2 separate regions of the Homo sapiens genome follow, and region 1 is linked to region 2. The links are chromatin loops, found by intact Hi-C in ENCODE. Cell type or tissue: PC-3. All regions are shown on one strand. Each heading gives the region's core, and the rest is flanking DNA. Links, peaks and the distances in the headings are about the cores only. Region 1 overlaps SLC7A11 (solute carrier family 7 member 11). Region 2 has its middle 210 kb from the start of LINC00498.

Region 1 (2,820 bases), core at 71-2,570, 330 kb before region 2:
AAAAAATTGGACTACAGATGACTGAGAGCATCTGTAGAAGAACACACATTTCTTTGTGTGTTTTCAGTGATTTTGCCTCACTGTCATTTAGTGCTATGGCAGTAACTCTAGTTTTCTACTGAGTGGGAATTTGGCTATTAAAAACATTATAAATGAAATGTATTTGAAGAGACATAGCACATAGTTGCAGGGAAGGCATAGGTGGTCACTGAAAAAAATATAGCAAGAGAAAGAAAACATTCAATAAGCCTATTTATGAACATTTTTTAAAGGTCTGTGGTTCATGTTCATGCTTAATGATGATTCTGGGCCAAGGCTGAACAAAGTGATGGGCCGAGCATATTGTTACATAAATGTGCACAGTGATCTCACTGATTTCCAGCATCAAACACCTGCCCTCTGCTTCTTACTGAACCACGGCAAGGCTATGGGTGTTTTCACTGAGACATTTTAAATTTCAATACCACTGATGTCTAATCTAAATCTCACCATTCTCCATTGTCCACAGATGAAGAACTCCATAAAAGAAGAGAAGACAGAGAGACCTGTAGGGAGATGTAAGAAATGAACAGACAAAGATTAAAAGACTGCAGGGTTGAAGGAAGCTCATGGAAAAATGTGCAGAGATGCATAAAGGAAGGAGAAAAGTGCAGCAAAGCCACATAGAAAAATGGCCAGAAGGGTCACTCTTAGCCACCACCACACAGAGAAATGAACTAAAATGAAAACTCACAACTCAGGAATATGGAATAATAAGCAATCAGAAACATAAATATAAGCAGTTTTATCTATTCATTATTTTTATTCTACTATTAGAATAAATTCATGACTAAATAAAATTATTCAGCAAAATGTAGCTTGAGAGTAAATTTTCATTTGCTTGCATTTCATACACACAAAAAATTTGCATTGTCTGCATCTCATTTTTTCTCATTTTCTAAAGACTTAGAGTTTGTCTTCCAGATACATTACAGTTATCCATATTTATCATGGATAAACACAAACATATTTGTAGGGAAGTTCTAGTGTACAAAAGCAAAATTGGTTTTAAATAAAATACTAACAAAAAACTAAGAACACAAAATATTTTAATAGTAATAAATTAAATTTTACACTGATGTTCAATTCTTGTATCTCTTAGGTTGTTTTTAATTTTTTAAAAAAATTTATTATTTTCCTCAGGATTTGGTCTACACAACACTAAGATAATGCAACATTTCGGTAAACGATTTTTATAATAGTGTTTCTAAGATTCAGATTTACAGCTCAGACAACCAACTACTCACCAAAAGTCTGTTTTCTCTTTCCAAAGTATAAGTTATTTATGAGAAGCAGCTACCAAAACAGACACCACATTTCCCAGCCCCTCTTTTATCTAGGAGGGGCAAGTGACTCATTCTTGCAAACAGAATGTGAGTAGATGTGTCATTGAAGACCAAGGTGGTTAAGTGTGTCACCTTGTGACATTCTTTTCCTGAGTGAGCTAGTTGCAAAGGACCTATAGCATGACAAAGCCACATGATGAAAGGAATACGGGTCACAGAATAAACGTGAAAGCCTACTGGTGGCCAGGGACACCAATAATGGAGTGTTATATAATTTTTAAAAATAAACTTTTGATTGTTTAAAGCCATTGAAATTTTGTGGGTTGTCTGTTGTAACAGCTAGCATTATTCTAACTAATAAAAGAATGAAGGACCTCATTATATCAAGACTTTTTTGTAGCTTTTAATTAGTCTATACAAGACTTAAAGTGGGTCCTCATTAAATTTTATTGTATAGTATATTATTTATGAGACAAGCATATGATATAAAATTATTAAAATGATGTCCTAAATTACAATATCAAATAAAAACTGATTTTCATCTTTAAAAGCTAGGAGAGAAAATAATTATTATTCTTACTTCCCCAAAACAGAGGAAAGATAGACCCCATTGTTTGCTATTTTGAAATTTAAAAATCTGTTGCATTTCTGAAAACTGCCACCCATCCAACAAAGAACAAAGTACAATTGCCTCTTGTTTTGCCCAAGGACTCATAATAAGACAAGCAACGTTAAGTAAATATACTCTTATGCTAAAAACAAGGCAACATAAAATAGATATATATGTTTTGGCATGGTAAATGGGAATGAGGTTCAAAATTCCCTTAGACAGTAAACGCATGTCTTAGAAGGAACTGACAACACTTATACTATACACACACAACCAGGCCCCATCACATTTCTGCTGCATAATAAGAAATGAAACAAGTAAACATGGAGACATTCAATCCCACCAAACGAACTACTGCTTCTACCACCCAAAATTGCCTCCAACATTTCTGACCAAAAAAGGCAAGTGCAACTAATATTGATCATTTCACTTTGATATCTAGTGATCAACTAAACAACTGGCTTTCAAGTAGGGTGCTCTGGGAATTAGAATATAAGATAAGCAATGGGATTATAGACTATCCTGTTCTCACTCATTTCAACCAGATGAGTCCTCTCTTACTAGTTTTATGTATTGACATTCTATCAAAGAAAGATGTGTTCCAGTAGTTGAGGTAGGTTTTAAAATCACTGTTCTAGATGCTCAAAGTCATGTCTTTACATCACTTTGTGGACCCAATGCTGGCTTCCTATAGTTTAAAATATATAGGAATTGGGCCTGGTGCAGTGGCTCACACCTGTAATCCTAGCACTTTGGGAGGCTGAGGCGGGTGGACCTGAGGTCAGGAGTTTGAGACCAGGTTGGCCAATATGGTGAAACCCCATCTCTACTAAAAATAGAAAAATTAGCCAGGCATGGTGGCAGGCACCTGTAATCCCAGCTACT
Region 2 (2,820 bases), core at 250-2,749:
GCATATCGCTTGAGCCCAAGAGTTCAAGACCACCCTGGGCAACATGGTAAAACCCCATCTCTACTGAAAAATAAATAAATAAAACATTTTTTAAAAAACCTACAGTTTAGTGTATTTTCCATCGTATGACCATGCTTTGTGTGACTTTGTTATGGAGAAATGATACATTCAATTAGAAAATATATATACTTTGCCTTCCATCTACTGCAAGAGTGATCAAAATTGTTACCTTTGAGGAACAAGTTTTCAAAGGCAGGTTTGCTGTCATATACAAGACATAGTGGAGAATCATAATTAAGTCATGTAATATCACTGATTAAACAAATGTATATCATGGAGACTAAAAGAAACATATTATATGATAGCCATTTCTGTAATTACAGCTACTTAAGAGGCTGAGGCCCAGGATTACTTGTGCCCAAAAATTTGAGGTTGCAGTGAGCTATAATTGTGCGACTGCACTCCAACCTGGGTGACGGAGTGAGACCCTGTCTCTAAAAAAAAAGAAAAAGTGCTGCTGGGGTGAGGGTGACAGACAAGATACCTGACTAGACACAGCCAGGAAGTCTTGCTCCAACCAAAAGAATCCAAATTATCAAATAAACCACCATATTTTAGCAGATCTTTGGAGAGAAAATGCCAAGAGTGGATGGAGAGGCAATGGTGAAGCTGAGGCTGAAGTCGGAGGAAGCTGTGAACCCTGCATGGGGTACCTGAACACCAGGGCAAGTTTCTGGCCCAGAATGGCTTCTGGGAAAGGGGTGAGTGAGGGAACTGGGGGACTGCTCACTTTTACCGTGGACCTCTGGGATCCTAGCTATAAGGGGACCCCACATCCCCCATGGATGTATGAGCTGGCAGGGGAAATCTCCCTGGGGTACAGGCAGAAATAGGTCTTCAGACAGTGTGGGGCCTGGGAGCTTTTGTGCATTGGGCAGCTCCAGCAGAGAGTGGCCATAGACACCCATCACCCAGGGCTCCTCATCCCCCTCCAGTAGGCACATGACCTAACTGTCCTCCAAGCCAGGAGAGAGTGGAGCCAGCTTCGCTGGGGGACTGGGACATCTGCTCGGTGACGTCTTCTGCCTGGCAGCTCCTCCCAGGGCCCATGCCTAGCTGCCCTGTAGAAGTGAGTGCACAGCACAGCCCCTAAAGCCCAGCCTGAGTGCAGTGCTGCACCTGAGTACTTTCCCAGTGACCCAGGAGCACAATGGATCCCCTAGTGCAGCTAGAACCTGACTGCGAGCCACAAGGCATCCTGGTGCCCCAGGACTGTGGTGCACAGCTTGGAAGTATGAAGCCAAGATCTGTGGCCAGCACTAGAGCTGTGGAGGAGGCTGCACCCTCAGACCACTGAGAGGGGAGAGATGTGCAGGTTCTCAGGCCAGGGCAGAGTAGGGTGTGTGTCCTCCATAGGGCCAGTTTAGAAAGGTTATGGCATATCTCCCTGCTGCAGCTTCTACCTGACAGGGCCCCACAGCCCAGGAGACCTAACAAAAGAAGTGCACATGCAGTGCAAGTCTTCAGAGGGAGATCCACCAAGGCCCAGGAGTGGATCTGACGAGGGACCATCTCTCCCTCCACCACAACAACAACAGAGCATCACTGCAAAGACAAGGAAATACAAAAGAGCCCCATGGCTGGGTATTAACCTAGCTACCAGCCATTACACTTAACTGCCATCTACTGGATCACAGTCCAAACTACAACAACAAAAATTATCCTGCTAATACATACACCTGTGAAACCAAGTTCAAGAATTCACCCACACATAAAGATACTGTACAGAGCCCTGGCCCTCTAAAAGCATTCATAAATGAAGCCAACTGACTATACTCAACTTTCACCACAATTAAAAGAACACCAACCCCACCCCCCCGACCACCAGATGAGAAGAAAAGAGTTCTGGCAATTCAAAAAGCCAAAATGTCCCCTTACTTCCAAATAAGTACACTAGCTCCCCAGCAATAGTTCTTAACCAGTCTAAAATGACTAGAATGATTGACATAAAGTTCAGATTCGATGGCAAGGAAGCCCATCAAAATTCAGGAGACAGTTAAAACCCAATCCAAGGAATCCAGTAAAATGATCCAAGAGCTGAAAGAAAAAAAACTTTTAGTTTACTTTGGTTCTTTCTTAAAATAGCTATTTTTGAGGTTTGAAAACCTCACTGCAAGAATTTCATAATACAATTAAAAGTATTACCAGTGGAATAGACCAAGCTGAGGTAAGAATCCCAGAGCCTGAAGACTGGTTCTTTAAATCAATTCAGTCAGATGAAAATAAAGAAAAAAGAATTTTTTAAAAATGAATAAAACCTCTGAGAAATATGGGATTACGTAAAGAGAACAAATCTACAATTCATTAGCATTCCTGAGAGAGAAGAAAGAATAAGCAACTTGGAAACTATATTTGAGGATATAGTCCATGAAAACTTCCTTAATCTCACTAGGCACATTGACAGGCAAATCCAAGAAATGCAGAGAACCCCAGCTAGATACTATACAAGATGGCCAGCCCTAAGGCACGTGTTCACAAGATTCACCAAGGTCAATACAAAAGAAAAAAGCTTAAAGGCATCTAGACAGAAGGGTCAAGTCACATAAAGAGATAACCTCATCAGGCTAGCAGCAGACATCTAAGCAGAACTTGTATAAGTCAGAAGAGATTGAGGGCCTATTTTCAGCATCCTTAAAGGAAAGAAATTCCAATCAAGAATTTCTCCTAAACTTCATAAGTGAAGGAGAAGTAAAATCCTTCTCAGATGAGCAAATTCAGAGGGAATACATTTTACCTAGACCAGCCTTACAAAAAGATCCT

The links. Hi-C counts contacts between places; a loop is a spot of excess contacts. Peaks named below come from ENCODE experiments on the same cell type or tissue, not always from the same donor. Only the 100,000 strongest peaks of a DNase experiment are listed, where the experiment ranks them.
Region 1: a loop joins it to region 2, with 4 times the contacts of the local background. A loop is called at or near these places in 4 of 110 quality-filtered maps.

The regions. Positions count from the first base shown.
Region 1 is chr4:138,190,871-138,193,690 of GRCh38, forward strand. The region is part of intron 6 of SLC7A11 (solute carrier family 7 member 11); the gene reads right to left. Among named protein-coding and RNA genes, the nearest start is that of SLC7A11, 50 kb to the right of the region's middle. In PC-3, for the core only: no CTCF peak of the experiment used is centred there; a DNase peak (open chromatin) is centred at 1,461.
Region 2 is chr4:138,520,938-138,523,757 of GRCh38, forward strand. No RefSeq gene overlaps it. Among named protein-coding and RNA genes, the nearest start is that of LINC00498, 210 kb to the left of the region's middle. In PC-3, for the core only: a CTCF peak has its summit at 1,685 (motif pointing left); no DNase peak of the experiment used is centred there.